Regions from separate parts of the Homo sapiens genome. Here regions 2 and 3 are each linked to region 1. A link is a contact called in ENCODE Hi-C or POLR2A ChIA-PET data. All regions are on one chromosome and are shown on one strand. Each heading gives the region's core, a stretch centred on a gene start or an enhancer-like site at or near the end of the contact. The rest is flanking DNA. Distances are from core to core; before and after follow the strand shown.

What was found. A loop is a pair of places that touch in the nucleus more often than their neighbours do. ChIA-PET counts read pairs that join two places held with the same protein, here RNA polymerase II (POLR2A). Pooled maps may share reads with other maps.
Region 2: a map of CD4-positive, alpha-beta memory T cell shows a loop between it and region 1 (24-fold over the local background). The contact joins two enhancer-like sites. A Hi-C loop is called at or near these places in 6 of 168 maps with a recorded cell type or tissue (CD4-positive, alpha-beta T cell, CD4-positive, alpha-beta memory T cell, CD8-positive, alpha-beta T cell and 2 more), 1 of 37 single-sample maps with no recorded cell type and 15 of 50 pooled maps.
Region 3: a pooled map shows a loop between it and region 1 (5-fold over the local background). The contact joins two enhancer-like sites. A Hi-C loop is called at or near these places in 6 of 50 pooled maps. POLR2A ChIA-PET finds 5 or more read pairs at or near these places in 2 of 52 experiments (activated T-cell and activated naive CD4-positive, alpha-beta T cell).

The regions. Positions count from the first base shown.
Region 1 is chr2:160,919,466-160,922,395 of GRCh38, reverse strand. No RefSeq gene overlaps it. Among named protein-coding and RNA genes, the nearest start is that of TANK-AS1, 240 kb to the left of the region's middle. Within about 2 kb of position 1,480, at least 9 of the 41 ENCODE cell types and tissues checked have a DNase peak (open chromatin) inside an H3K27ac peak, as active enhancers do.
Region 2 is chr2:160,250,234-160,253,163 of GRCh38, reverse strand. No RefSeq gene overlaps it. Among named protein-coding and RNA genes, the nearest start is that of LINC02478, 20 kb to the left of the region's middle. Within about 2 kb of position 1,408, at least 7 of the 41 ENCODE cell types and tissues checked have a DNase peak (open chromatin) inside an H3K27ac peak, as active enhancers do.
Region 3 is chr2:160,292,410-160,295,339 of GRCh38, reverse strand. All of the region lies in intron 6 of RBMS1 (RNA binding motif single stranded interacting protein 1), which reads left to right. Among named protein-coding and RNA genes, the nearest start is that of LINC02478, 22 kb to the right of the region's middle. Within about 2 kb of position 1,564, at least 17 of the 41 ENCODE cell types and tissues checked have a DNase peak (open chromatin) inside an H3K27ac peak, as active enhancers do.

The DNA of each region.
Region 1 (2,930 bases), core at 231-2,730:
CAATATTTCATTCCCCTCTCCCACTGAAAATGAGGGAAATGACACAGATCAGACACTGGCATTGTTTTCTTTGATATTTGGGACTATAGAACGCAGAGTTTGCATTCCTGACTTTCCTTCTGTGACCCCTCTGTGCTGTTCATATACTTCCTGTAAACATGTTCCTCCCACAAAACTGTAGCTTCCTAGAGCAGGATGGAGCTTTCTTTATCCCTGCATCTCTAGCTGTTGGGAGAAGGAATCAATAGTTTGTTTTACAGTAGTACTTTGATCTTTATTTTATTTCTTTCTTTTGTCTTGTTCTGTCACTCAGGGTGGAGTACAGTGGCACAATCAAAGCTCACTGCAGCCTTGAACTACTGGGCTCAAGGGATCCTCCCACCTCAGCATCCCTAGTAGCTGAGACTACAGGCACATGTAACCACACCTGGCTATACTTTGATTATTAACAAGTTCAATCTTCTGGAAGCACATTGGCAATATATCCAACAAAACTGAATGACTACCTGGTATGTGCCACTGGAGGAAGCATGCTAGGCATAGGAGACAAAATGTCAATGAGAAACAGTACTGTCCTGGGGCTTTCTTGCTGTGGAGCTCCAGGGGCAGCAATTACACACCATAGTCCGCATGCCTGGAGCTGTGCCAAGCAACCTGTGTGGCCATCAGTGTGGGCCCTGATGTACCCCTTACCTCAAATAGACACAAATTATATGATTTTATGCACCAAAAATAAATAAATGTGCTGTGTCTATGCATGCGACTTGAAGGATGAGCATGTGTTTAACATTACCCCATCCCATCTTCAGATTCAGGGCCATCTGATTTTACAAACTGCGGTGGAAAATTTAATGAAGCATAGGGGTAGCACAGAAGGATGTGTTCTTTCAAAGAATCACATTCAACCTCCTCAACCAGAACACTGTCCTTTCAGAATCGATAGCTTTGTAGTAATACTCTGAATTTGTAGCTGTAATTATGAACAGTTTTCTTTCCTTCTCCATGCTGTTCTAGAATGGAGAACAGGGACAGACCCCACACCCTCAGTGATGGGAGCCAAATGACAGAGACCTGTGTGCCTACTCTTTCCTCCCTTTTCTCCTTTTTGTTTGCTTCATCCCTGAATAATCTTTCACCATTTGTCTAAACAACATTGTAGGAGGTTTCTAGTGGATCCATATACTGCACTTTCAAAACAACATTTTATCTCCCTGACTCACAGGCAGAGAGGGAAAAAAACACACCAAAACAAACCCCTACACATTCAAAATAATCTGCAAGGAAAGCGTGCATTGAAAATCATATTGCCATATAATTATCCTGTTTATAATCTCTCATACGTCTTTTCTCAAAGAAAAATGCAGATTTGGAAACAAAGCAGGAAGAAGATGCCAGAAAACCCTGGCAAGGCTCTGACCACTGCCTGCTTAGGAATGGCCGCAGAGGGAGAGAAATGTGTTTGCAATTAGGACGACCCAGAGCAGGTCCGATTACATCTGCACGCAGCCACGCTGAAGAGATTTCCAGAGTGAACTTATCGTGTGGGCCTAAGTGGATAAAAGGCAACTTAGGCTGGAGCCATTACAAGAAAATAAATGGGGCCTCCCGCCTTCCACTCTCGAGCTGCCCTTGTTGGGCTCACTCTTACCTCTTGAATTAAGAGGTACAAAATCACCATGATTTGGGGCCCTCTTACATTATAGTTTACAAGATTTTCATGCATTTTTCAGCAATGGACCAAAAAAAGGGGAAATAAAACAAGTGTTGTGAAGTGGTTTCCATGCTGCATGCTGACTCTGATTTTCGGAATGACCTGTGGATGTTAAAGAGATTGCAGCAAGACCCTGAAGCAGCCCAGTGGTTATCCCACCTCTCTCCTTCCGGGGACAGTACTCACATTTTGCTTCCAGGCTCTTAACACACCCACCATTGACTCTCTCCAATAATCCCTGGCAAGACAATTAGCTTAACCCACTTTTAAAGACAAAGCAAGGAGTTCTTGGTAAAGAATTACAGAAATTAAGGTTTCTCTCCCTTGCCACAATGTTCTAACACAAAAATGCTTCCATCAAACTAGCTGCCACTCCCTTGATTAAAGAACAAAAGCAAAACAAAACTTTGAGCTCCTTGTGGTGTCCTGATTTTCCTATTGGGTTTTGGCTTCATTATGCAAGTGCTTTTTGTCCCACACAGATCAGTTCTATGTTCTTCCTAGACAGAAGAGGTGATCTGACTGCCATTCAGAAATTTACCCACTCCACCCATGTCCCTGGTCGTTCTTCTGCTCATAGACTTTTCAAATGACTCTATATTATTGCTTGTTAAGCCTTTTAAATCAATTCCAACAAGTTATAATAATACTACATTGTATGACGTCTTTACTTAGAAGACCTTCTAAAGGCCTTTTAAGAGGTATTAACAATTTCCTCCACACGCACACATACCACCCATCCTGCTGCCATCACCACTGCCCACACAAAAATGAAGAAATCAAGATAGCAATTTTTAAAGAGTCAACATATACTCTGCCTCTCATTGCCTCTCATAATACTCTATCTCTCATTGCCAATTTATCAGAACTGATTCTTTACTGAACAGAGCCTATATTATGGCTATCTATATTGTGTTTCTACAAACAGACATTAAAAAAAATCAGAAGATTACTTTTTTGTAAATGATGTTTGTCATAGAGTACCCATGTATTAATACAGAACCCAAACTGGGATATTTTAGAGTAAGGAAGCACTATTTACAATTATTCTGGGGCAGCAGTCATCAACTGGCACTGACTTTATTCTTAAGTGACTTGTCTGAGTTTATGGATCTATAATCAACAGGGATCTCTGGGTTGCAAAACTCCATTTTTGCACAGCCCTGCCTTCCTCCTCCATTCCCTGACAGGGGTTATCCAGTGCTGTTGCCCACACCTG
Region 2 (2,930 bases), core at 159-2,658, 670 kb after region 1:
TTCACTAACTTTTTTGGCATCTTCAAGAGGCACAAAGGAAATGAGGAACTGGAAATTTAAAACAGGGAAATAAATATCAGTTCGTATTTGCTTTGACATATGCATGACATTGGGCCAGTTAACTTCAGTATCTCTGGATTGTAAAATGGTGTTTTAGTGTAGAACTAATACCTGAGAATTATGGAGAAAATGGAGAGAAAAGGGCTTCCAATTCAGGTTATCTATGAAGAGCATATTTTATTCTTACAAGTGTCTGAAAATGCCTGGTATCATTACTATTCACCATGAGAACTTTTGGAAGTATGACCACTAGTACTGTAAAGAAAAAAAAAATCCAATATCTGTGAAAGATTATTCATCCAAATAATGTACCCTCTAAAATTAAAAAATCACAGGTAGAGCTGTATTGTATTGGCTCATAAAATGCCTGAAATGGACAGAATACAGATTCTGGTCAGAGAGTAATAGTTTTCCTCTCCTATTTTAGATTCTGAACAGGCTCAGAAGATCATAAAGTTTTTTAATACAGGGTTTTGAATATAAAGTCACTTGGTCATAATACAAATATTGGTATCTGCCTGAGGAAAATTTTGTGCCTTAGTGATATGCAAAAACGCCTTCCTCTTTAGAGTTCTCCTTTCTTCATTCCCCATTTATTCCCATTGTAATCTTTTTCCTCTATCTGACATACTCCCTCTAGTGTTCCCTGGATGAAGTACAATAGCTAAAGTTCAATTTACAAACAAAATCCTATTTCTGCAATCTCTCAATGTTTTCCCCATTTACCATACACTAAAGCAAATTTAGCACCAGATGTTTTGGCCTTGTGAGCTGTAGGTGACAGCAAGAATTTTTAATCAGAGAGCCTCAAACTTAGTGGAATCTTGTATTCCAACTTCAGATCCTCAAAGAGGGCATTTATTTCTAATCTGATTGTTAGGGTTAGGTTCCTTCTCTGCCTTTGAATCCTTGTATTGGAATTTACTTTTATTGTGATATGCAGAAGGGGAAAAGATACTCTCATGAACTAAAGCGTGCAAGCAGGCATTTCTTTGACATATTTCCCAGGGTTAGAACTTACACTGATTCTTCTAAATTACCTAAGAGATTCAAGGCATTTTGACTTAAGAAAAAAGCGATTAATTTTTTAATGGCTTTACAAAAACCATAGGCATATTCTCAGCCACAGAAGCTCTTAATCAAACCAGGAGGAACAACCACTTGGGAGGTGTATTTCTTATGGGCATTTTTTCTTTACAGAAAATAAACACTTCCAAAGCTGTCAGCTGCCATTGCTGCTACTTTGGAAATCAGCCACACCCAAGATGTAGTTATAAGAGCTAACTACAGGCCAAGGTCATCTGGGGATCCAGCCAGCCTGCTCACAGGCATGGCACCCCAACCTGGCCACAGTGCATGGGCCTGCCAATCCAGGCAGGCCAGCCCAGACTGCTATTTTAGGTTGGAGTTCCCAAAAGAAGGCCCTTGACTGTCCTTCACACTACTGGCATTCAGCTTTGTACTTAGCCATTCTGAACCATTATCTACTCTATGCCCTGACTGCTTCTCTCCTTTGAAATATCCTACCTCTTTGGGGAGCCCCATAGGAGGTTGATAGATATGTCAAATTGTAATATTAAAATGATTATTTTGTTTAATAACACAAAGCTCACCCATACATACAGCTCTGCTACATCAGGTTACTTCAACCAAGTGCCTGAGCAGGAAACCTCAGGTTTATTTGTCCTCCTCCTTCACCTGGATCTGCCATTGATCCTTTCCTCTTTCATGTCCACTGGCATTATAGTTCATCCACATTTGCCTAGACTGCTACACTAACTTTCCAGGCGATCCCCCTCCCTCCAATTCACCAACGTTCTACCATTGGTTATCTTTCAAAATGACAAATCAGAATGCATTTCTCTTCTGTTTAAAATTTTTCACTGGTTCCCTATCATATACAGGATAAATTTTGAATTCCCTACCGTCTTAGTCTGTTCTGTGCTTCTATAACAGAATACCACAGACTGAGTTATTTGTAATGAACAGAAATTTGTCAGCTTACAGTTCTGGAGGCTGGGAAATGCAAGATCAGGGGCCAGCATCTTGTGAGGGCCTTCTTGCTCCATCATCCCATGATAGAAGGTGGAAGAACAAGACAGGGTGAGACAGAGGAAAAAGAGAGCTCAACTTATCCTTTTACAATGAACCCCTCCCATGATAATGGTGTTAATCCATTCACGAGGGTAGAGCCCTCATGGCCTGATCCCTTCTAAAAGGTCCCACCTCTTAGTGCTGTTACAATGGTGATCAACTTTCCAACACAAGAACTTTGGAGAACACAATCTAACACCTACAGCACCTAGACTGCTATTCAAGATTATTTGAGATCCAGAAACTCCTGCCCACTTTTCCAGCCTCATCTCTCATTATTCCCTCCATACCATCTTTCCCTCCTCACATCAATATACCCTATGCTTTGGCCAAACTAAGTATTTATTGTTCCCCAAACCCATAGTGCTTTTTCATGTCTCCAGATCTGCCTAGTGGAATCTTCTCCTTTTCTTCAAGAATCCAGTTGAGCATCACTTTCTGATGGCGTTTTCCCTGACTCCTCACTCAACTTATGTGCATATGTATGGTTAGTTCCTTCATCTATGGTGCTCCCTGGGCAGTTACACACTCTTAGTTTTTGTATATCTCTCTCTCTCTACACACACACACACACACACACACACACACACACTTTGAACCCTCCTATTAGGCTGTGGAGTTCTTATTGAAGGGACTTAATGTTGATTTTTGTGTTCCCAATATCAAGAGCCATATCTAAATTAAATCTGTAAGTAAATATTGTTATATTAAGTTAAAAAAATTTAAACCTCATAAGCAAATCAGCTAGCTGCATTCAAGAAAATATATTTGAATCC
Region 3 (2,930 bases), core at 315-2,814, 630 kb after region 1:
ATTTTGTGCTAGACTCAGGGAACTTGTGCATCACCCTACCACCAGAAGTTACCAACAGGTTTCTAAGAGCATTTTTCATGCAGAGCTCTTCCCAAGAATTATTGCTAATTTGAGGGCCTTTTTGGATACCACCTTTTTGCACAGGAGGTTAAATTGCCTTTAGGCATGAATGTTAAATGTATAATGCCAGACTTGGAAGCACACTGGCACAGTGAATTCAGCTTTTTCCAAAACAAGTCCCCAGTAGACTTGAAAACCCACAAAGAATGTGAAAGAGTTTTCAACTTCTCTAGACTTCTTTTTTCTTTTTTTTTTTTTTCTTGTATACATGGTGACTTCAGAATTCTTTTGAGTACCAGTTTGTGTATTAGATACTGTTCTTTCTTTATATCCCCTGAATGGTTACTCCATAGCATCAGTTTCTCTGTGGAGGGCATATGATTATTATCAGAAGAACCAGATAAAAAACAAAAATATTGTCAGGCAGGGGTCAGTTGAATGAGCCTCCACTTGAATGTTTGCATAATGTAGTCTCATTGATAGGTAGACATAACATTTCATAAATACAGTCAGAAGACGGTTTATTTAATGATGCAAGTTGTTTAGCTGGCGTAAGCAGAATTATCTGGGATGATTCCTGTCAGAATACTTGGATTCTTGCATGGCTGGCAGTTTGCCCATGACATTGGAGCCAAGTACAGAAAAGAAACCCACGTTAGACACAATTCCCGAAAGATACTTTCTCAAAATGAACAAACTGAACAATGAACTCATCCTAGCTGTGACACTCTTAAGGAAGTCTCTAGATGACTAAGCAGGAGGAAGTCAGCTATGCACATGAGCTGTCACTTCTACACTGCCTGCCCTCCTGCCACCATATTCTTTCCATACCCGAGTGGCATGGCTGGGTCCCTCATGCCAGCCATGTTCCACTCTGGCCTGGGGCATGGCACATAATAAAGCACATGGTTACAGTTTTGTAAAAATCTAATGTACCACATCACAATTTCTAGTGCCGTCTGCTTTCTGAAATGCTCTTTTAAAATCTTGTGCTTTTGTGTCTGATGTCACTATATTTTAAAAGAGGCTTTATCTTTTCTTATAGCAGATGTTTCTTTAAATGTATATTATAGTTTGTTGGGGGAAAAAATAATTGCTTATGTGGCCTTTCCTTCTGTCTTTCCCCACCCAGTCCTGCATTTTTTCCTGAAATATTGGAGGTGGCTTGTTTGTATTAAGTCAGATTTACATGGAATGTCCCCAACCAGGGTAAAAGAACCCATGGCTTCTTCATGACACAGCTAGGTGAATTCCATCGAGTTTTTCCACAACCACTTAATACTTGCTTGATAAAAATTCCATTATGCAGAAATAGTATGGTGGCAGTTTTCTACACAATGAATGTTAGAAACAGAGATGGGAAGTTTTAGTTATCTAGAACCAGTGTCCAAATTAGGAGACATGCCTCAGGCAAAAACACTGAAACACATGATCATGATTCAGTGATTTGTCTAAAAATGCTCTTCTAGGACCTTCCTGGAAGAGAGTACAGTCTTTGAGAAGACTAATGCGTATGGCATGTGAGCTGGAACTATCCTAGAGCTGAGAACAGCTCTGGCGCCCTGACTCCCTGCACAAACACCTCTCCCCCTCGCCACCACCACCACCTCTCAAAGACAAAGGCTAACTGTGTGTTCAGTGCTGCAGGAGACAGTATGATTTCCCATCTCGCTTTCTGAACCTCTCCATGACATTAATGGAGTGTGAATAAGTCCCTGTGTGCTAAGGGCAGGGAATGCCTGTTAGATTCTCAGTGTTGCACTGTTATCATTCTGCCACATCGCTCACAGCTTCATCTTGTCACAGAGGAGCCTCAATGAAGTGCATATGTGTCTGCTGGCAGACTCCCTTCAAAGGCTTCAGCTTGTTTTACATCTGCTTTCTGTGTTACTCTGACTTTTCCAATTGGTTATGTGTCCAGTGGGGCTTGAAAACCGCTCTTGCCCACATTTCATAACTCTGTGTGTATAGTGATATTATGAGGGCATTGTCCTATGCCAGGTAGCAGAAAAGATAATGTTTAGAGGGAAAATTATGAATCTAGTAAAAGGCCTGGAGATTTTTCAAAGGTTTTTATTGCCCATTTTGTTCCCTTAATATTTCTCTTAAGCATTGTTACCCTGTAAAAACAGAAAATTTTGGTAGCTCTAGGACAAAAGAAATACTTGAAGACATGTGGAATGTCCCTGGTACCTTCAGGATGTGCAGTCATATCTCCCTCACCCGGTACATAAAACAGAACTGGATCTGAACTCACACAGCATCATGAGCTGTACCTTTCAAGGGCTATACTCTTAAGAAGAATTGTTGTCGTGACAGCAAAAGCGCTGGAACAGGCCTAGGTGGCCAGTGGGGCAAGGGCGGTCTTGCAGATCCAGAATTCAAATTCATTCCTACTGAGGAGGAGAAGACTAGTTTTTAAAAAGTGACAGGGGCCCACAACCTGAGATGTGCCAGTGTTCTAGTCCCCACACCAGGCTTATGGTGAGGCTGCCTTACAACAATTATCACCATCGATCACACCCAGCCTACAGCCAGCCTCACAAATCAACATTTTACACCCTTTCACGATCAGGTTCTGCCAGTGAGGAGTAAATAGTGGAGTAAGATTTTATTAAAGCACAAGGCTCTTGGGTAGAAGTTGTAGGTGTTATTGTGTAACAGTTTTCTAAAAGACATTGACCAGTAACTTTATCCTTAACTATAACTTCAACATTTCTTCATTCTGTAAGAAGCCAAGGCAGCAACTCTAGCCAGCTCCTTAAATCTCTCAGATTCAAATCCCATGGATAACAGGCCAGTCCCCAAGTGTTTAGACCTTCTGAACCAGAAGTGTCCCTCTCCTGAGAATTTTTCTTCATTTGAAAACA